2 separate regions of the Mus musculus genome follow, and region 1 is linked to region 2. A link is a loop called in an ENCODE intact Hi-C map of the cell type or tissue named here. Cell type or tissue: heart. All regions are shown on one strand. Links, peaks and the distances in the headings refer to the core of each region. The heading gives the core; the rest is flanking DNA.

Region 1 (11,757 bases), core at 4,297-8,296, 78 kb before region 2:
TTCTGGACTTAGAAAAAACTGCAAGAAGACAAAAGTTCTTTTTTCAAAGTACTTGACTTCTATCCAATCCACCCTGTTGGGTCACTAGAGATGGACAAAGACCTCATCCTGTTAAACCTTGCTTTACAACAGAAAAGATAGTGTATTTCCTTGTTTATGAATTTATTTGTTTTTTTAGATGTGCATATGTGTGTGTGTGCACGCGTGTGTGTGTGCACGTGTGTGCACAAGCCAGTGGCCCACCCTGTGTGTTGTCATTTCTCAAGGCCTTCCATCTTGTTTTTTGGGGGACTGTCTCTCAGTGGCCCTGGAGTTCAGTGATTTGGTGAGGCTGGCCAGTAAGTTCCAGGGATTTACTGGTTTCTGCCTTCCCGTTGCTGTGGTTACAAGCTTGGTCACCAAACCTGCCTTTGAAATGAGTGCTATTCCACCTCAGATCCTCATGCTTGCCCACAAAGCCCTGGACTGACTGAGCTGTCTCCTGAGCCAGCTCCTAACATAAGACTTTCTTTTTAAAAAAAAATTTCCACAGTTGTTGACTAGATATTGTATCAACACCACTAGAAATCTGCTCATTAATCTACAAAAGCTTGTAACTTAAGACCAAAACAGTTATTATTACTCTTAATTTTCAAAACTGAAATGCCATTGCCTTGTGTGACAGATTGAGAAACAAACTAATCATAAAAGGCCACACAAGCTAATAACTAAAGGAAATAAGTATACTGAAATAAATCAATCTGAAACTATATATGATCAGAATTTCTGTTGTTTATTCTGGCTTATTTGATGGAGTTGAGAAGTCTATTAACTTTTGACAGGGAGGGTGGAATTCACTAATTGAGTTAGCAGGCTTTGCTCTCACTGTCATGCAGATTCACAACATTTACAACCCAAACAGTGCCCTTTTCCAAAATGCTGCCAACATTTTGATGAGTTATTCAAGTGGAGTAGCAAAACACCCACTGTTCCTATCCCTCCTCAAGTGGACACCCGACAGCCCTGGACAGTCACTGTTCTGATGCCCGAGCCAACGGATGGCACCTTCATGCTGACCCTTCATGCTGTGTGCCCACACAGACCAGCTTGTCTCCTCTCTTCTGCATAAGACAACCTAATCCTGCCTGCTCGGCCTCCCGTGGTGTTCTGACCACCAGCTGCACTCTGCAGGGACCATTTGCTATAAATCTGGTTCTGTAGAGGGCTTTACATTCTATAGCTTGACTGGAGAAGGCTGCATCCATCTACCAACAGATGACTGAAAAGGAGCCAGTCTGTGACCAGTACTAGGAAGTCCACCCCAGCCTTTCAAACTGGGGAGCATAAATTTTCATTTAAATAAAGGGACTCTATGAAGGCTCATTATCAAGGAACTGCAGCTTTCTGCTATTGTTTATTCAATGATCAATATGCTAAAATATCTGAATATTAAAATAATCTGTGGAATACATGATGGAATGTAATGGATAGAAATTCTACATCGATTAAGACACCACATAAAACTACAAAGAAACTCTACATTAAGTTTTTTTTTTTTCTGGTCTCCTTTGCTAGCGCTTGTGGTTTTCTGTTTGCTGGTGGGAACTCTGAGAAACAGGGAAAAGGGAGTCAGCTTCAGAACCAGACACAGCAAAGTCTAACTTTGACAAAGTCAAGAGTGACCTCAAGCCTCAATGTCCCCATCAAAGAGGAAGTCACTGAATAGACATATAAGCATGCATTACAGTCGCCTCTGAAAACATGTCCCACCAATCCATGCTCCTGCCTGCATCTTCCCATTAGCTGGCCTCTGCCTGTGGAAGAGAGCCCTACACAGCTCTAACATGGTTGAAACCTGTTGGCACGCAAACACCTCGAGCAGTCTAGTGAGGCCTGAGGTCCTTCTCAAGACAATGTGCTAACATTCATGACAGACAATATGTATCATTACAAAGGAAATAGCTCCTATTGAGATAAAGGCCAGTACCAATAACAAGAAACAAAAGAAAACAAAGCATGCATGCTACAGTATCCCCTGCAACATCTCTATCAACACCTCAGATAGCACAATCTATCATCAGGGTGTAGAATGGCAGTTGTTTTGAAATGATGACGGACAAGTTACACACCAGGATGCTGGGAACACATTATGGCTTCCAGTGATGTGAGTCACAGTCTTGCTTCTGTGGGGTTTTCACACTGCATGCTTGAAGGAATTGTTAATTTCTCCTCCATGTGACTGATGATAAAATGGACCTTTATATTAGAAGACAAAACCGTTTCCAGCCAGGTACGTGGAATCCTCCATTCCACCTGATTCCCTGAAGGTTAATGGCTGAGGTGAAGGGGCACCCTCTGGCCTTTGTTTCCATTCCCTCTGCCCATCACCCTCAGGCCCACGATGGCTACCGGTTTTCCAAACTCATTCCCTCTGTGCATTTGAAGCACATACTTTTGCCTTTTTTAAATGCAGGATTCTCGGATCTTTACCTGGTTGTTTCTATCCCATCAACTTTCTTTCAGTTCTCACATGACCTCTCAAAGAGCTCTTGGGACATCCTCATGTAAAATAGTCACCTCTCTACCTCCGTCCCACCAAAACACACCTGATGTGTCGTTGTCAAAGCTGCTGTCGTGGTCTGAAATGGCTGTGCTCATTTATATGTTACTGTATTTATGTTGGCTTCTCCACCCTAAATGAACGGGTGTTTCATCTGGGTGCTTAATGTCATTAGTACTGGCATCCAGTTAGGAAGAAAACTGCAAGGACTTCACAAATATCACTCCTCTCAGCATTCATTCTATGTTTTTAGTAAGGTAGGGATACAAAGAAAGCAATGAGGAGAAAATACCCACATTCAAGTACATGGCAGGCAGTGAGTCTGGGATACCTCTAGAGAAGGAGTCAGGGCTGACAGAGGTTCCTGGCCAGGCTCTCATGATCATGTATGAATCCCTTAGTCTCTGTTGCCATGGAGTAGGTTAGGTAGATTTATCTCCATGGGCTATATGATTTAAGGCCGTTAAGACTCAATACTACAATGTATTTATTAATACACAGATGGCAAGGGAATGATATTGACAGAAAGTCAAGTAAGCTTTCCAGACTGGTAAGGGATGTGAATGTTGATCAGTTCATAACAAATGATAAAGATGGAAGAGGGAAGAGGAAGGGTAGGAGTAGGGTTAGGGGTAGGGGGTGTTCTGTATCATGAACTCTCAAGGTTGAAAGACCTAAAAGGCCACCTGAAACCGCCACAAGATGGTTGGAGAGGCAGTTGCACACTCAAGTTCTTAGATGCTGCCTACGTGCTATGTGAAGCCACATGGCTCACCTGTGCTGTTGTTCAGTTTCTGCCTCTGCATCATGGAAATTATGGTAAAAATGAGAAAATATATGTATTGTTCTTATCACACATTCCACAGATGAATATTTTGATATTATATCAATGCAACAGACTTTCTATGCATCTCTGCAAACCATTTTTCCCTTTTTCCATTATAACCACGTTTTTACCAGCAGGTATATATTAACTAGTCTGCAGTTTCTGAGAGTTAACATACAGTAAGACCTTACCTTCTCTTTGATGTTCACATGAGTGTTGAGTTCAGCCATCTTCCTTCTAGGGGTATAAGCCCTATAAAGAAGGGATAAAAGAAATGGTTAATGCTTCAAAGATGATCTCCAAAGTGTCCTGTTGTGGTTTGAGTGAGAATAGCCCCCCACAGGCTCATATATTTGAATGATTAGTCTCCAGTTGGTGACACTGTTTAAGAAGGTATGGCCTTGTTGAAGAAGTTATATCACTAGGATTGGGATTTAAGCTTTCAAAAACCAATATCATTCTTAGTTTTCTCTCCCTCTGTCTCTCTCTCCCTCTGTCTCTCTCTGTCCCTCTTCCTCTGTCTTTCTCTCCCTCTCTCTCCTTTTCTCCCTCTGTCTCTCTTTGTCTCTCTCCCTCTGTGTTTCTCTCCCTGTGTCTCCCTCTCTCCCTCTGTCTCTCTCTCCCCCTCCCTCTCTCCCTCTGTCTCTCTCTCCCCCTCCCTCTCTCCCTCTGTCTCTCTCTCCCCCTCCCTCTCTCCCTCTGTCTCTCTCTCTCCCCCTCCCTCTCTCCCTCTGTCTCTCTCTCCCCCCCTCCCTCTCTCCCTCTGTCTCCCTCCCTCTGTCTCTTTCTCCCCCTCCCCCTCCCTCTCTCCCTCTGTCTCCCTCTCTCCCTCTGTCTCTTTCTGTCTCTCTCCCTCTGTCTTTCTCTCCCTCTCTCTCCCTCTCTCCCCCTCTGTCTCTCTGTCTCTCTCTACCTCTTTCCCTCTGTCTCTCTTCCTCTCTTTCTCTCCCTCTCTCTCCCTCTCTCCCTCTGTCTCTCTGTCTCTCGCTCCTCCAGCTTGAGATCATATATAAGCTCCCAGATTCTGCTTTGGCGACATGCCTGCCTGCCTGCCTGCTGCCATGCTTCTCACCATGATGATCATCGACTCACCCATAATAAACTCTTTCTTCTATTAGTTGTCTTGGTCATGGTGTCTTAGCACAGCAACAAAGAGTACCCAAGACATTCTCCCTACTGACATGGTAAACCATTCCATTCAGCCCTGATTGTAAGTATGATCTTGGAATGGAGAAATACTTTCCAGTTCAACATTTCACTCAGGTGTGTTCTAAAAGCATGCTATAGTAACTCTGGAAGGCAATGCATATCTTTTTATCCATACCGTATTAACACAGAAAATGACACAGAGAGGTTGGAATGAACCCTAACTATGTTTCTTCTTATTATAAAAAAGAGAAGAATGGGAAGTAGTCAAAAACTGAAATTATGTCAATTTCAAATAAGCATGCTTATGGCATTCCTCATTGTACCATCAGCTGCCTTAGTTACTCTCACGTATGTGTTAGGTCTTAGTTACTCTCACGTATGTGTTAGGTCTTAGTTACTCTCACGTATGTGTTAGGCCTTTTGAGCACAGGTGGGCAGTACTACAGAATGAGCCATTAAAAATGGCTGCAACTGTCTACATAAGATACAGTATTCTTTCTTTTCCTTCTATGCAGAATGCTTTTATCTTAGTGTGGGCATTTCTTTTCTGTCAACTTCATCTTAGCTCAAGTTTCTTTTTTTTCTGACAGCTTTTCTGACAGCTACAGTTGGCACCATCCTGGCCTGCTCTCCATTGGCACACTTAGCAATACACTGCAAACAACTTCTGGGATACATGTGTGCTCTCACCACATCTTCTGAACACTGTGAGTGCCCCATCTCCAGTCTCAGTGGACCCTGGACACTGCTCGCCATCTTTCTCCTCCTAACGCCAGGTCTGCACCTTTTCTGTCTGTGGAGGAGCTCCACTCTGAGCTCTGTGTCCCTAACAGCAATCAGAGGTAGTTTGTTTCTCCTATTTGGCCAAAATCTTTGACAATTATTGTTGAAAACATATCTTAAGTCTTTAATAGTTTTGATCTTTTTGAGATATAGTAGAAATGAGTTAAATTCAATGACAGATTTGTCCAGAAGTCAGCATCGAGTCATTCTCTGAACATATACGGCCTGTTTACATGACTTTTTTGTCAATCAAAAACCAAGGAAACACTTTCTTGTGTTCTTTCTGACTTTTGGCATCAAGCATCCCTACGTCCAGAGAAGACACATGTATAACACTGTTTGCAAAAATGTTTTTGATTTCTTCCACTTTCTTTTAAACCTAGGTCTTAAGTAAAATATAAATTTTGATTTAATACCTTTTGCCAGTTTTTGGATGAAAGCTTGACAATATCCATTGTAGACTCTAGTATCACTTCAATTATTCTCAAATAGGAATCTGTTTAGACATATTATCAAATTCTGGAAACAATCAGGTTTTATTTTTAGAACTTTCCAAAGAGCGCTGCCAACTGACATGTGCATTTGGGCATGCTAGCCAGAGGCCCTGCATACTCCCTCCCGGGAAGGCGGTTCTCGAAACTTGCTTTGCACAGACAGCCACCCCACTGAAAAATACCTCTTACCTCTTTCGTTTGGCAAATGCTATGCCCCCAAAGTTGGCATGAGGGAGACAGCAAATGTACTAGCTGGCAAATCAGACTTCCACTTTTTTCTGGCTTACTCCTGCCCTTGAATGGTTCCAGGAAACAATTATTCTCTGGTTGTCTCTAACAATGAACAGGGAAGCTGGGCAGGGATTTTCTGATTATAGCCATGGAAAGTGAAACCTTCATCGGCACTATGCCTGCAAGACATCTACAGAGAGGGCACTCAGCAGACACCAGTTTGGTTGTCTTATCTAGATGGAAGTTCTGGCATTACGTAAACATCTCCGGTTACCTAGCTTTTTTGGGTGTGTGACTGTGTACATATGGGCGGGTCACTAAGACATACACATACAGAGCTACGCAGGAAGTGAATGGTGACACCTGCTTTGGTGTCATTTGATAGGAAAAGCCTGTGAGCCAGAGCTACGCCAGCTGGCTTTTCTCGACACATCTACTTTTACCATTATAGACCTGTGAAACCTGGTGGAAGAAGTTTGGTTTTGTTTTGGCATTTGGGCTTTAAAGTTTAGATTTGATATGTAGCATTTTCTGAAGCTGAAGAGTTATAATCCGTAGGGGAGCCAGGGAGAGATCCCAGTGAACAGATGTTCCTAAGTTCTAAGAAAGTGGCACCAGTGCTGATGGTAAGATATGTTCACAAGATAAGGCTCGTGCATGACACCAACACACACACGCACACACACACACACACTCCTGCTTGGCAATTTCTCTGCTCACTGACCTCACAGTACAATCCAACAGAGGCTCTTCTTAAGTACTAATGCCAGTAGGATTCTGTTTTTCCATGAAAGGCAATACTGGCTACAAATGTGGATTGGGGCTATGTAGGCTTCTCAGATGTGAAGACAGGAATAATGGTAGGAGCTGGTCCTCACCCCGGCCCTGTGTGAAGGGCTTCCCCTGCAGGGTCTTCTTTCTGTGTAGATTCTAGTGTCCCTTCCAAACCACATCTTTCTGTTGGCTGGTATACACTAGAAGGTTGGGAAATTGCCCAGATCTCCAATTATAGAAACTAATTGAAGGGCTTCAAGCTAAACAGATCAAAATTTTACTTTGCCTTTAAAAATTATGAGTTAAGTCGCTAGCTACGAAGTTGGGTTCTACTGATCAGGATAGCCGCTGGGGGCACCATGGGCTGGTGAGGGAGAACTTCGGCTTCACGCTCACACACACACACACACACACACACACACACACACACAGACACACAGACACACACACACAGACACACATACACACACACACACAGAGACACACATACACACACACACAGACACACACACACATATACACACACACACAGACACATACACACACACAGACACACACACACAGACACACAGACACACACAGACACACACATACACACACACACATACACACACACACAGACACATACACACACACAGACACACACACACAGACACACAGACACACACAGACACACACATACACACACACACATACACACACACACACACACACAGACACACAGACACACACACATACACACACACACACACACACAAGTGTTTGCGCCTTTCAGTTGGTGCTGTCCTGCCTGGTGCTCAGAAGCACACTTGGCCTCTGCAATGCTTCGTGCACCATGGGAGCAGACTCATTCCTGTCTCCTGTGAGGATGAACTGTGTTGTGGCCTCAGCCTTTGAGACTCTGTTTCCTGCTATGAACTGCATCTGACCAGTCAGTCTCTTTAATCTCAGCCTTGTTTACTCTCGATAGTAAAGGAACATGCCCTCCAAGAGACCCATTTTTACCAGCCTGCCTATGACAAAGGCCAGCATCCAACCATGGGAACCGACAGCCCCACAAGCTGCAGACAGAAGCCTTCAGTGTTGAATTGGTCCTTTGGTGAGTCTTTAGAGACAAAAGGTCTTCCCAATTCCTCTAATCCTTGCTTGGTTATGACACCTGGTAGTGTATTATGGATCAATGTGATGCATGATTCATTCCTTAACATTTGTTGATCACAAGAGCTTCAAGTCTACAAGGCAGAGAGAACTCTGAATTCTTCAAAGAAAAAACTCTCACTTGGTTTCTAATTTTTATTAGCACTTGAAGCTATTCTTGGAACAAACAGTGTTACTGGGGCCTAACTGTAGGCTTGTACCGCATATGGCACTGGTCAATGGTGAGCTACATACAGGTTGGCATATGACACACATGTGATCTGTGGAAGAGGCTGCACAATATAGACATGTGTACATGTACTCCATGATGCTTGTACAACAATGAAGTTGCCTAATGATTTTTCCTCAGCATTGGTGTTCTGAGACATAACAACTGTACTCTAGTCTACGAAACCGTGTTCCCGGCCAGTCTATCAGCCAGCACAAAGACGCCCCAAAATCTAAATGCTGTTATTCACGTAGCGTTTCAAAAGCTTAGTTAATGTTTTAAGATTTTTTTTCTTAAAATTATAACTTGGATAGCTATAATACCATTTTAAATATGTTTTATCATATATTTTAGTATATACCCTAGACAAAAATAAAGACCACGAAAGTTGTAAAATACTTATTAGGCAAAGACATCAGTCACAAAGGAAAGAATTCACCACTTTAATATATCATCTCCACACTCCTCCAGAGTAAAATTAATAAAACATAAATATGGTTAACACGGACCACTTCAGGCATGAAGTTCTATCAAACTGAAGTACCCGCTGAGTGATGCCCTTACTTAGCATGCCTTAATGCCATTCTGAAACCTGCGAGCTTCCAAACAAAAGGAAACATTTTTATGAGAAATAAAGCCGAGTAGTAGGAATCCTGACAAATATATTTACCTTAGCATTTCTAATTGGCATAATTCAATGAAGTTTCCTGGGTATGTCAGTGTGATCAACTGCCTACTCCCAAGTTCACATATTTGTGTTTCTCCTGCAGTCATGGAAACAGGAAAACTTCCAAGAGTGTCCTGAGATGCCTGGCTGATTAGCATTTGCCCTGGCTCTCTGTGGAGGCCCTGATGGGACTTGGTTTCACTTTTGTTTCTCTGGAACCCAGGATGGCTCTCCGGTTTAGTTTCTTGTTCTCAGGTTGTTCACACTGTCTGAAGTGGCCTCGGAGAACCAGAGGTAGCCAGGAGAGAAACTTAAGAAAATGATCTTAATGACTGCTACTGAGGCACAATTTGTAAAAAAACAAAAACAAAAACAAAAAAACATAACAATCAGACTGTTTATCTGGGGATATTGCTAGAGTAATAAGTTATCATTGTGAGTGGACAGTAAGTGTCCTAACTTCATGATGGGACAGGTTAGAGACCCTTCAGGTGTCTTGCCTAATGACCAGAAACTCCTCAACTGAGGTATTTGGAAAAGAGAGGTTTGGGTGGTCCAGAGGAGCTGAGGTTGTGATTGAAAAACAACTGCTCTCCAGCTCGATGTCCCATATAGCTGCTCTGGAATGTGCTAGAAATATAAAATAGTTCCAGGAATTTACAGACTTAACACAAAAAGAATATAAACTGTCTCATTCATATTTTTATATTGCCTGTATGTTAAAATAATAAAATAGATAAGTTAAGCAAAGCATAGTACCCAATTTTTAAATCCATTCCTTTTATTTATATATTTCCTTTAGCATGTCTACTACAAAATTCAAAATCGTGTCTGTGGGCATGCATATGTTCTACTGCAAAGTACTGTACCAGAGCAGTGGTTCTTGGGGATGGGGGTTCCCCAAGGAATGTCCTCACCACTGAGGACTTGTTAGAAATGCAAATAGTCTGCCACATGACAGACTGGGTGACTCAGGAGCTGGGCTGAGGGAGAAGGAAGGTGGCAATCAGGGTTTCAGCCAGGCTCATGGTCAGAGACCCCACAGAAGCCTGGATGGATAAACAGGGTTATTTCCTACGAACTGAAGCGTGGTGCTTTTGCTAAGGTTATCAATATCATTTAGCACACTTACAGAGAGCTCGTAATGTGTCAGGACTCTGCTACATCTAGACCCAACTCATTTGGTTTTTGGGTTATTTTTTTTAAATTTTTATTTATCCCTCTTAACTTCGAGGTAGAAACTAGAACTCGTTTCATTCTATACTTGTGAGCACTGAGCACAAAGAGACTAAGTCAAAAACCTGCAAAAAGTTAAGAGGACCGAGACTCAAACCGAGCCCTGCTGCCTCAGCTCACAGTAACTGTCAGAGTTCGGGGACTCTGAACTATCGTACCAACAGTCTTGAAGGTCCCACTTTTTGCCAAAAGAATGTCCACCGGTCTTCCTGAATAGGAACATCTTAAGAGACATCTGCAGTTTTTCTTAGTTCAGGGCATGCTATTACCTTTGAAAGACTGACTCATTTCATCTTCCACCTGACATCCATCATCCCAGAGCGACATGCAGTAGGAGTAGATAGGAAAGGAGCCAGGCTTGGGCAGGGGAGCTGAGGAAGCCGCACTTGTCTGTAAAGGATGCCTTTCATCCTGACAGGGCCTCATGTAGGCCTGGCATGTGAGCCTCAGGTCTCTGAGTGCGGAGAAAAGGTGGATGTATTCAATGACCTTTACAGTCCTTTGTAGCTCCTGGGCACTGCAAGTCAGAAAAGGCACCCGGAGTTGATGGGGACTCTTAGAGTGGCGGGAAGCTGACCATTCACCTGCAGAAAGGGCACGGGCTTGATGTAGCAGGCTACTTCTCTATGTAGATCACCTTCCAACTAGTTCAGAGACTCACTGTCCAGTCTTCCATGCACAGTGGGGTGCTTGCATGCCAACCGAGGAGGAAAATACTTATTCTTTTGTGAAGTGGAGAGTTGATCTGCATTTACTACCAGGAAGGGTTCCTCTTGCCTGAACTTCCCTCTGGTGCTCTGGGCCAGTGTCACCTCTCTGCACTTATTAATTATTGAGGTCTCAGATTTACAATCTCATGGGTTCTTTTTTTTTTAAGTTCTCATGCTTTTAAGGTTGCGTATAGAGCCCTGTTCCTTAGAGGAAATTCTCTTTGTTAAGAACGAGGATATACAAACAACGAGACAGCATGGTGACACAAATATGAATTTTGTAGGGCAGTACTTCCTTGGACATTTTTGTTTAATTTGGAGGAAAAAAACCCTCAAGGTTGCATTTTTATTCAAAGACACTTCAATGTACTCAACCCACTGTTAGCACAGCTTCACTGAATAGCATTTTAAGGGCAAATGTCAGGAAAAAATGTTCACATTTAAAAGCTTTGGCTCAGCCTCTTTTGAAAAGCAGGGTTAGCCTTTCCTTTAGAAATGTCTCTGCCTACTAAATTCTTTGTGGGGGGAAGAAAGAAAATTGAATGTTTTATTTAAACAGGTCATTAACAGTCAATACTTATTTGAAAAGGCCTGCTTTCAGAGGCAGATAAAAGCCTCCAGTCACTTAGAATATCACTTGAGCGGATCGAGGGCAGGATGTGCCCATGCGAATTTCAGACCTTTCTGGGAGAAATGTCTTCACCAACAGACAGGTGCTCATGTGGGCAGGAGGGTCCTGTGCCTCTGAGTTCCCCGTGGACGAGGTGTGGACAGGTGCTCATATAGATGCAGGGTCCTGTGCCTCTGAGCACCCATCGACATGGCGTAGACAAGATATGTCAGGGCCAATACAGAGCACCCTGCATGACAGGCCCACTTTGATTTTCCCCTTTTGCTAATAGTCCCAGCACATGCTTATGAGTGGAGATTAACCATTTTTGCATAATGTGCCAAAGCATCCATCTCCCCACCCCCACCCCAT
Region 2 (11,757 bases), core at 3,411-7,410:
GCTGAGGAAAAGTCCTTGGCAGATGCCACCTTCAAATGCCTGTCCCCTTCATCCAATGTCAACGTTGAGTTCTATGTTAATGAACATTCACTGAGGTCCTGACTACAAGTCAGGCTGTAGTGAGGCCCTTGACATGCACCCGTGAGCAAGGCAGAGATGGTATTAAAGTCCCAGATTTAAGGACAAACTCTTCTATCTTATTACATCTACAGGTGCACTTGATAAACACCAATGGCTGATAGCTGTTTCAGGTACATGGTATATTGGTGTCCTCAAGAGGCTTGCAGTCTACCTGTGAAAGCAAGAAGCAGCAGTGTAGGAGAAATCTAAGCAAGGGCCTAAACTTAGGAAGGATGCAGACAGAAGGGCAGAAGAAGAAACCAATGAAGGCATCATGACCAGGATTTGACTTTGAAGACTTGTTGGGCCAGAGGGAAACAGGCACAGACAAAGGGGAAAAAAGGAAAATGAGCAGGGCAGAGGGTAGAAGGGCAGAAGGGAAGAAGGCACAAGGGTAGAGGGCAGAGGGCAGAAGGGCAGAGGGCAGAGGGCAGAAGGGCAGAGGGCAGAAAGGCAGAGGGTAGAAGGGCATAGGGCAGAAGGGCAGAGGGCATAAGGCAGAGGGCAGAAGAGCAGAGGGAAGAAGGAGACAAGCAAAGGAACAGAGGCTCATGTTTTAAAGATGTAGGAAATAATAAAATTGGGGCAAGAGTACAAAATACATGAAAAACAGACTGGGAGGTTGGGCTTTATGCCAACCAAGGGCAGAAAGACAAGGTATTTGAACTGTAGGTGTCCCTTGTAAACTTAGAGTGCATTAGAAAAATATCCCCTAACTTGCTAGACATCAGTGCTTAGTCTAGTTTACTTTAAACATACCCAGGACACTTATATTGGCTTATTGCAGGACAAAACCATCTGACACAGGGACTAGTTTATAAATAAGTGTTTAATTTACACAATGTGTTGTGTACTTACATCTAAAGCCACTGGCAACACAGAAGAGGTGCCTGGACTTTCAACATTGCAAGAGAATCTTGCCACCTACAATGTTCATGCTGGAGAATTATGCAGCAATGCTAACAAAGAAATATTTCAAGTTAGTTACAGTTTTGTGTTGGCCCCCATTCAAAGCTATCCTGTACCACATGGGGCCTACTGGCCACAGCATAGACTGTTATTTCCTCTCCTGATGTCAGGGCTCACTAGAAACTGTAGCCCAAGGCTACTAGGCATTCCAAGAGAGTATTGTATCCCTTATCATTACCTCGAGGAGAGAATGGAAACTCAGAGTTTCCCGCCTAATATACATCACGCTTTCATCACACAAAGCTGAAAAGTCTTAAGCGAGGCCGTCTTCATTTGGGGAGCTTCTTGCATCGAGAATAGCAATAGCTTTGACTCAATTAAGCCCAAGCTCGCTGCAGACAGAGTCCCCGTAGAATATCTTGGAGAAGCATTCTCAAGAGATGCATGTTTGCAGGAGGTCATTGTGGTGAGAAAGCATGGGTTGGGGAACTCAATGGTAAAGAGAGGAAGATGAGGAGGGATGTAAAATTTGCCAGCAGACAGCAAAGGCTGGCCTGAGGGCACAGGCTCTAAGGAGTGAGGGACGAAAAGGAAAGGTAGGGCGGTCTACTGGCAGGAGCTGTCACAGGAAAAGGTTAAGATCTGATACAGTTTCTTATTGGAGAACCAGAAGGGACTCCTGGACCATGTGATCCAGAGAAACCATAACGTATTAAGAAACAGAAGGATCTTTCATCATCGAAGGCACAAGATTAGTATAAGCTGTGAGGAGATGCTGTTATCATGCCCATAGTCTTTGGTCTGAGACTAGACAACCAACATGAAAAGTCTGTTATGCAAGAGCTAAACAGGAATGGGGAGTTATCAGTACCACAGCTAAAGATCTGTTATGATAGAATGGTAGATAATGTTTAAGAATTTTTTATAAGAAAATAAGAGTAGGAGCTATCAAATAGGCATAATGGAAATGCTACATACTGTGGATGTAAACCTTCACAGATCATTTCTCTCTACTAAGGTGTTTAGGGGGTCCTAGCCATTATAATACACCGAATGGATAAATCCTGGTAGGAATTCAACATATGGCCTATTTATATAACAAGCTTCACGGCCCTAAATTAGCCATTTTGATGTGTTAAGGAAATAACACCTTCATAAGAGTTGTCTTCAAAAGAGGAAAGGGAATAAAAGGTTTGCTTTTCTCCTATAATGTTTACTGTTTCCTTTAACTCTTTGTATAATGCAAATTCCATTTTAATTGTGCAATTCCACTTGATGGTGGAGTAGTGGTAGAAGGACCTGATTAGGTGAATTACATTCAACCATTCAGCGATCAATGCACACAACCATTTATAAGTCTGTCCACATGGCATATGCCCTTACATCCTGTGTCTTACTTATAGAAGTTACTGTTTCACATACACATATAGATTAGATTATCATAGTCAAGTAACAATGAAAGTACCAGAGATGGTCACCAGGGAAGCAACAGTGACTAAGCAGTGTCTATTAGATACATACAAAATGTACTCTCTTGTCATATGGTGAGAGTGGTGGCAGCAGCCTAAAATTTGCCATAAGCAACTTCTACTTTTTCCATTTTATCAAAACCGGATCTGACACTTGGTATCCTGACTTATCTCCTAAGATGTTGACTGTAGTTCTGTAAAGATCCTCCAGGGGAGACCACCTTTGCCCTTCCAAAAAAAAAAAAAAAAAAAAAAAAAAAAAAAAACACCCAGCCATGAAGGAACACCCACTGTTAGCAATGGTACTAGCCTCTGATTGTAGACTAAAAATGAGGCATTTCTAAGGCTTAGCTGCCGTTTCCAAGTAGAGGTGACCTACGTGGCAGCGCTTCACTGGCTGCCATGCTGTGCCCTAAGTGTTTGTTCCTTTGATCACCTCTTCCCACAATGGCCACTTGAAATTAGTTCGAGCAGAGAAACTAGCAATTGACCACTTTGGTGGGGGGCTCCTCACAACAAAACAGACACAAAAGAAGCCCTGGCCATTTTGCCTGACTAAATTAGCACACTACCTAAATTGATTCCTAGGCACTCATTTAATATTTCAGAAATTAAAGAACAAAAATTGCCAATTAATACACCCCTTTCCCAGATGTTCAGTGTTTTCCCCTTCATCTCTTAAATATTCTCTGCATTCAAGTTAATTGTATTTTTATGCAAATTCCCCCTTGGAGCTAGTCGTGTGTGTGTGTGTGTGTGTGTGTGTGTGTGTGTGTGTGTGTGTGTGTGTGTGTTTAAAGCCATACGGAATCTGACATGATTTCTGTTCTGTTGCTCTACAGAAAAAGGTTTTTAACCCAGCTTGAGTTTATTTCAAAACTCTAATTAGAGACTAAAGTAGTATTTGCCTTGTCCAAATAGAAAATCATTCCCAAAGTTGATTTTTTTTGTTCCTGGTTAAAAAACCAACAAACATCAGATATACAGATTTTTTAAAGCATTACAGTTCCTTGATAAGACTGTCTCCCATCTTCCCAGAACAGTGCTTTCTGGTTAAGTAACACAATTTCATAAGGCTCATAAAATATTTTATCCAGAAGGCAACTTTTTAAAGAGTTCTTTCAAAATATTTTTTTCTACTACTTGAATAGTCTTTTTCTATTTCTGACTTCCTGTCCTTTCTTTTCTCTGCCATACTGCACATTTGCTTACTCTCTGGAAACAGAGTCTGAGTAGCAATGAATGCTCCTCTAAAACAAAATTGAATGACGGTATAAAGACCGCACGACCTTACTCTATCTCTGCACAAATTCTAAAATTTCCGTGTCCCTCTCCCCTTTAAAATCTTCGGGGCTGCAAAGGGGTCAGATACTTTAGTATTTTAAATAAGCAAGTGAAATATTACATGTGTTTTATGGAAGGAAAGGACGGCGCTGTGGTTGAAGTTCAAGGGTTTTTCGCTAGTCTCACACTATAGAGATTGTGCTGCACTCAAAGCAAAATGCTGTCTACAAAGAATCTTTAATGAGTGTGTCAGGTCTCCACAACCTTGGCACCTGCTAAAAACCAGGACTGCTGTGAGCCGAAAACCCATCAAGTTCACAAATGCCGACCCTACTGCGCACTGGAAGGCTCCACTCGCAAGGAGGAAGGAAAGGATGGGAGGTTTCCGTCGCATTCCCGTCCAGGTGAAGGCTGGATCCTTCACCCCGGTGTCCGCAGTAAACACGGAACTCCCAGCAGAGCGCCAGAAGCTCTGCTATCTCCCCAGATGCGCAAAACTCAAGTTGTCTCCGCGACTCAGAAACGACCCTCGCTCCGGGCTGCAGTCCGCGGCGCCCGCGGGCTCCGGGGGGCTTTTCTGCCCAGACCCTGCAATGACATCGCTCGGTCCGGCGGCCTGGGCGCCCCCTCCCGCCTGCCCTGCGCGCCCTCGACGCGCGCACGCGAACGCTGGGACCCGATCCCGCCGGTGCCGAGGGGTGCGGGGCGCTCGGGACCTGCGGCCCCGCTCCGGGCAGGCAGATCGGCGGCGCGGAGCTGGAGCGCAGGGGGGCGCCCGCGTGGAGCAGGGCAGGCCGAGTCCGCGATCGGTTCCGCCGCTGTCCCCACCACCCGCCGGGGGAAGGCAAGGACCGCGACCTCCGCGTCCGGTCGGCCAAGCTCGGGCCACACCCAGTGCCCCGGGAGGCGGCCTTCGGGCGCTCGGCTGGTCGATCGCCCCCACCCTGGCCACGCAGGCCCTGGTGAGCCGCCCGACCCGGGGACCCGGGCTTACCTCGTTGCGAGCGCGGCTGCTCTGTCCCGGGCCGGGGCGCGGCGCTGGCGGCCCCTGCAGCGCGGAGAGCGAGCTGAGGGAAAGCGGCGGTAGGGCCGCTGGGCCGCTGGGCAGGCTGGATTCCTTCACTGCCTCAACTCCGCGCCGCCAGCCCCACGCAGGGACACTCCCGCCCGCGCAGCCGCCCCCTCCCGGCGGCCGCCCGCCCCTCCGTGTCACTCACCAGGAGCACACACCCCGCCGGCGCCCCTCGCTCGGGCTTGCACACACGCCGCCGATCACGCCTCCCTGGGTTTTGTATCCGCTCACACGCACGTTCTGACACGGATCCTGTCCCTCCACACGCCCTCCCTAGCTCCTTTCCCACCCTACTTTCTAGAAGAATCCCCCATACAGCTTCAGCACTTCATTGGCTTGCCCCGCACCAACCTTCTCCCCTTCCCCTCCAAACCTCCACCTACCCTAAACTGCCCACTACTGTCCAAACACTGGGTACTACCCGCGTGAGGAGCAAGAGAATCGCTCTTCCCTACCCAGGAAAACGAACTTTGCTGCCCCAGCACCGTCTGCAAAGGCGAGATGCTTCTCCGGACAGAAGGTAGTAATGCTTTCTGGGAGTGAGCCAAGCTCAAATGTAAACAAAGATAGCTTATTCGGAAAAGCCGCGGAAAATCAGGCCCTGGGATGAGCTCTGGGGGCTCAGCCCGACCTTTGAAATCAGACTGAGCTGAAGTGTTTTGGCTCCTCGTCTTCACTCCGGGTCTCACGCGGGCATCTAATCGTGCGTGATCACCCACTGAGCTGCCCTGAGCTACCCAGTGGCAGCGGCTGGTGATGTTTCTGCCTGGGAGTGCAGTAGTTGGGAGAGGAAAGGCAAGCATTATTCATGATGGACGCACTTTAGATCGCACACCTCTTCCAGAGGCAGCAGAGGGAAATGCAGGCTGCTCTCAGGTTTATTTTTGAAGGGTAACTTCCTAGCCGCCCTTTCTCTGAGCAGTAACTGTTCCTTGGGTGAGTGGGGTGGGGGGCTTCCTGGCTCTCAGCCCTCTACAAATATCAAATCAGTCGGTTTCGCCTCTCAAGCTCAGAACAGCGGAATTGTATTCCATTTAAGGGAGTCGTTATTTGAAACGAATTACACTTTCAGGTAACATTCGGATCTACAATACATCATAGCCCAGTTGACAAAGGTCACTCTGATTAAAAGAAGAGATGAAAGGAAATAACTCATTTTCTTACCTGACTGGGAGTTTTCTCCCACCCCATAGGCTGGATTGGTGAATGAGTGTGCTTTATTTAGTATCTGATCCAACCCTTCAGATAAACTCAGTGGGTAGGTATGTTTTTTTTTCGCTTATTTGCAAATAAAGAAAGGAGACAAAAAGTTAAATAGCTTGTCTAAGTTTTCAACTAGTAACTAGAGGAAGAATTTGAACCCAGTCTGGCCCAACCTTTGTGCAGACGGAAAAGCCAGCTTCTGTACAAGTCAAGGACAAATGCCACCCTATTGCTTATTGAATTTGAAAGAATTAATTAGTAACTTGGAATGATTCAACTTGGAGTGTGGTGCACATTTCAGGGCTTCTTGCAAAGTAAGTCGTTTAAGTTTTGAGCGAAGGTTCCCCCATGACTAGAATTCCAAAAACAAGTAATAAATTATCGTTTCCCTCAGGATGGGCTTTGGAAATAACATTGAACTCTGGCTTCATTCCTTTCTTCTACCACTTCATAACCTTCCTGGGACTCCAAATCCAACTTGCTTACTGAAGTCTGACAGAAAAAATGCTTTCAAGACCAGAGGGATGAAAGGGTTTTCAGAAGCCAGGCCTGGCCTTTTCATATTTGAGGGTGGCTTTCCAGTAAGTCATACCTATAATAATAACTGCTTTGTGGGCCAAGAGCAGAGAAGTCAAAACGTGGGACTGATGTAAAAACAGAGTAACAGTTACCGAAGGACAAACCTGACTCCAGCTCATCTCCAGGGCGTGGTGGCCCTGCCCAGAAAGGGCAACGGTCTGAAAACCCAAAGGAAACAATGCTATCTTTCAGGAGTTAGACCCGGCGTAGCAAGAGAAATCAGACTGCTGAACGTCTTATTGAGAGTTTCAAATCAAACTCAGACCTTTGATTGCTCAAAGTAATTTGGTTTGAAAAAAAGTAAAACCTTAAGGTTTAAAGCACTTGCTGAAATATCAGTAAAAGCGTCTTGCACATCAAATAACTAACAAGACAGCGTTTTGATGAGTCAAGAGTAAACAATCTTTAAAATCATATAAAATAGATCTGTACTAATATTACCCGGAAAGGTAAAAACCCAAAGAAATGGAATGTGAAAAAACAGCAACAACAAAACAAAACAAAAACAAAAACCAATTTGTGTTTTTAAGTAGATGTTGGAGAATTGTTTGAAAAAAGTACATTGTATGAAATGATAACCAAGAGTTTATGCCAGTATGATTCTCTTCAGAATTATTTTGCAAGATTATACTCATTTTACTGTTTGATTAACTAGATTTAAAAACTAGAGATCCCTTTTGTAGCAAACAAATGGCACAGCAGCAAATGTCTAAATATATAAGGGCAAAGTGTGTTGGTTTGTATTTCCTCATGTTTAAAATCTCAAAGTGATATTTTAAACCTGCAGCTACCGCTTTCTGCCATGTTGTCTCCTCCACTCTCAACCCCGTGTGCTTCCTGTAAGCATGGGGGTCAGTAAAGCTGACTGAACAGTATTGATTTCCGTCAAATGCCACATTCCTAGCTTTTCAATCCCCATTGTGCTAGATTTCCGAATCTGTAGGTGTGGGTCATTCAGAGCAAGGAACACCTTCAGGAAAGCTGGCTTAAGGCTTTCATCAGTTGCACACTGTCCCTTTGAATGTCAATATCTGCGTGAGTGGTATAGACAGGGAGTGAAGTAGTTGCTAGGTTCCAGGGCACCAGGCAGCATTTGGCTAGATGGGACTGCCTACCACAAAGAGATCACAGACTTTGACTGGGTATAGTCACTGCGTGGGATCCAGGTTATCTCCCTCAGGGAGGTGATGGACAAACTGCACCTGTTTGCAGATATTCCAGCTCTTTAACTGATGGGATTTCACCCCTTCGTTTGACTGGATTATGGCCCTGCAACTTGCTTCAGGCAATGGTGTGGATGAGAGTGATTGGAGGTAGAACTGTGGAGAGAGTTCACAGATCTCCATGTTATCTCTTTCCAGTACTGAGAACAGTGAGGTACATAGAGATGGCAGCTCCATCAGACAGGAGCCAGTGACAACACTGAGCAGTACCACATCTGTGGTCGTTAGTGGACACATACCACAAGTAAGGAATAGAACTTGTTCGGAGTCACTGGGTCTGGGCCCTTTGCTTCTTCATTACAATCTGAGCCACTTTGGTTACAAATAGGAAAGTGATATCTTGGCAATAGTGAAGACATTCTAAAGGGAAACACAGTGCTCTTCCCACCAGGGATCAGACTATGAAAACAATCGTCCCCAAGGAATTAGAATTTCCCTTGGAGTCTAGTCTCATGCTGAGGAAGGAAAAGTCCGAAACAGGAGGGGCACTTGTCTTATAGGAAAAGTCTCCATGAAATTCTGACAACTCATCTCTCCACATTGCTGGAGATAATGGAATGGAGACAAGGATGGGTCAGTGGTGGGCAGAGCCACACCTGACCAGGACTACTTAGTTACAAATACCTCCAACCCTTTTACTCACAACCGAAACCTTTTTGGGATTTGGGGAGGGTGACACTGGACTTCATTTGTTTCTCTTCCCAATGTGGCACATTAAATCCTTCCTCTGATGAATACGCCCCGCCCTCTCCATCCACTCATAGCCTAGAGTGGCCTAGAGCTTCTATGTTGTCAAGAATGATCTTGAACCCATGATTTTGTCTCTACTTCCTAAGTGCTGGGATTACAGCCTCTGACACCAGGCCAGGCCAGGCCACTGTTACTTGTCTGTTTACTGACATATTGAGTGATGGACTGCTGAGCCTGCCTTTTTAGGGTTGTCAGGATTCAAGCTCTGTCTCTGTCTTAGTTAGGGTTTCTGTTTCTATGACAAAACATCAAAACAAGTTGGGAAGGAAAGAGTTTATTCAGCTTGCGTGCTCACATCATTGTTCATCATTGAAGAAAAGTCATGACAGGAACTAAAGCAGGGCAGGAACCTGAAGGTGGGAGCTGATGCAGAGGCCATGGAGGGATGCTACTTTCTGGCTTGCTCCCCATGGCTTGCTCATCCTGCTCTGTTATAGAACTCAGGACCACCAGCCCTGGGATGGCGCCACTCACAATGGGCTGGGCCCTCTCTCATCAATCACTGATTAAGAACATGCCCTATAGACTTACCTATCTTATGGAGGCATTTTCTCCACTGAGGTCTCCTTGTCTCAGATGACTTTAGTTTGCATCAAGTTGACATAAATCTACCTAGCACAGACCCTGATAACTCTGGAATCAGTAAAAATAAGTTCATAATTGTAGACAGTACTTTGGACAAGTGGCCAATCACTCTCGTGCTGGGCACACACTAACTCCTATTTCTCAGCTTTCCAGGTCATGGTGTGAGGCTGCACTAATCATTCACTATACCTCTGGTTCGAAGTCAGGAAGAGTCTCCCACATCAGTGCTTCTTAACCTTCCTAAGGCTGCAGTCTTTAATACCGCTTCTCATGTTGTGGTGGCCCCAACCATAAAATTGTTCATTATTTTATAACTGTAATTTTGCTACTGTTATGAAAATGTAAATATCTGAGTTTTCCTATGCTATTAGGCGACCCCTGTGAAAGTACTAGTAAACCCTCAAAAAGGTTGTGACCCACAGGTTGAGAACCTCTGCCCTACATGGTTCCACCCCCCCAATATGGAAACTAAGGACCCTGAAACTACACGCAGGAACCAATGAGCCTTCTCTGTGAAAGGGTAAACAGCAAACATCGTTCTTCCCAAGGTCAGTACCATAAGTACTCAACTCTTCTGCTTGGCGCCCTCTAAACATAGTTATGGACAGTGTAAATAAATGGATCTGCTTGTAGTCTAGAAACACGTATTTCAAGAAAAGCAAACAAGCAAACAGAGGATGGGTGTGCTTGGTAGTAGATATCTGCTGACCCCTTATATGAAGTCTGGAAGGACTGGTCTTTTAGCGATGGGAAGATGTCTACATTCTGTATACCCATAGTAAACAGATATATGAATAAAAAGTCCTCCTCATGATTTACACATAAGTAACTTACTCTATATTTCAGAAGAAATTCCAGAGAGATTAATAATGTAAACATTTCAAAGCACTAAAAGTCCTAGTCCTAAAATAGTAAAGACTGCCTCACATTGTTAGTTATCTTTAAAATATTAGTTAGAAATATGATTTAAAAATATGAGAATCTGTAACAGAAAAAATAAACATTATAAAATTATTATTAAATTAGCATAGAAGTAAAGACCTAATGCAGATTGTAGAAACTTACATGGAAAGGAGAAGCAGTGATGTATTTCAAATGGCTAGACGATGTGCAGAGGCAGCCCTCAAAAAGAGGAATATGCTCTAATGCTAGTGCAAACATATTCAAACTCACCAATGGTCAGAATGCAAACCAGCACACACATGGGTTTTACTTATTATGGCAAAAATAGGTCTTTCTCCTAAGTGTAAATGTATATAAAAAGTAAGAACTCCTGTGTATCTAGCTGGCTGGAATATGACCTGCTATACATGCTCAGAAAGCAATTTTCAGTGCTCACAAACACTAAAGCTGCACACAACCTGCGATTGATTGCCCTTTTCCAATGCAAACCATCTATCCTATGGAAATTCTGTGTATGGAAACACATTTACACAGCTGTCCATTGTAGTGCTATTGTAAGACAGAAAAGGTGGTGCACACCTCAGCATCTATGTACAGAAGAATGGGTAAATAAGTTGGGTGTGTCTACAGTGTGGAATACTAAGCACTTTAAAATAAGGGAGAGAGGCCAGAGAGATGGCTAAGTGGTTAAGAGTGCTTGCTGATCGCAAAAGAGAAGCGTCCAGTTCGTGTATGCCTACAACTCCAGTCCTAGGGGATCTGATAGCTCTGGCCTCCATGAGCACTCATATGTATGTATGCATACATACATACATAGATAGATAGACACATGTAAATAAAAATCTGTTTCTAAAAGGAGAGATGTGCGTGTTGACAAGGAAGAATGTGGTATGTTTTTAAGCAATAAGTCAAGTTACACCATTCGGTCCAATGTGAGATCTAGGAAGAAGGAGAGTAGAAACTGAAGGGCACTTCCACCGTGACACCCTCAGAGTGAGGCTGAAATGTAGGGGACTTCCACTCTAATCTTTGTGCACTCCTGGTTTCCCCCTTATACATTATTTGTGTATGATCATATTATTTTAGATGTGGAAGGAAAGGACCAAGTGACACTGAGAGAGGAACCCATTGTAGATATTGGCCAAGTGGGGGTTGAGGGAGAAACAGGCACTGATGATAGCTCACTCGGGTGGCTTCAAGGCTCACTCGGGTGGCTCCAGAGCCCTAAGTCATGCTCTTGATATTCAGCTACAGTTGGTCGGGCTGTCACCTGGAACCAGGGCTCTGCTTACAAGTGTTCGAGAAGAGAAGGAGACTTGGGTGAAAAGAAAAGGCTTGAGTGTGTGAGCCTGGAAACAAATAATAGCAAAAAACAAGAGAAAACAGCAGTGTGATTTGATTAAACCTGTCAAACTGTCTTCACTGCTTCTCATTTTCTTAGGTTAGCCTACCCCTCCCCCACCCCCTTTCTCAGAAGCTGCTCTTTAAGGAACATACAGACATTATAAAGTTGGGCTTGATTTTAAAAAGACACATCAGTATGCATTCTAAGAAGGCAATTCTAGGTTCAGTCTACCTTTGTTGTGTTCTTAGGAAGACAGATAGCAAGGGTTGTTTAAGTTACACATGGAAAGGCTGCCATCCACTCAAGATAGACACA

Evidence for each region. A loop is a pair of places that touch in the nucleus more often than their neighbours do. Peaks named below come from ENCODE experiments on the same cell type or tissue, not always from the same donor. Only the 100,000 strongest peaks of a DNase experiment are listed, where the experiment ranks them.
Region 1: it touches region 2 in a loop (8-fold over the local background); 5 of 42 quality-filtered maps call a loop at or near these places.

Annotation. Positions count from the first base shown.
Region 1 is chr1:57,847,324-57,859,080 of GRCm38, reverse strand. It overlaps Spats2l (spermatogenesis associated, serine-rich 2-like), which reads right to left. Exons shown (of 14, transcript NM_144882.4): 4 at 3,557-3,617. Among named protein-coding and RNA genes, the nearest start is that of Spats2l, 78 kb to the right of the region's middle. In heart, for the core only: no CTCF peak of the experiment used is centred there; a DNase peak (open chromatin) is centred at 6,020.
Region 2 is chr1:57,768,044-57,779,800 of GRCm38, reverse strand. It overlaps Spats2l (spermatogenesis associated, serine-rich 2-like), which reads right to left and starts at 4,940. Exons shown (of 14, transcript NM_144882.4): 1 at 4,777-4,940. In heart, for the core only: CTCF peaks have their summits at 4,543 and 5,698; a DNase peak (open chromatin) is centred at 4,800; H3K4me3 peaks cover 2,515 bases; H3K27ac peaks cover 2,158 bases.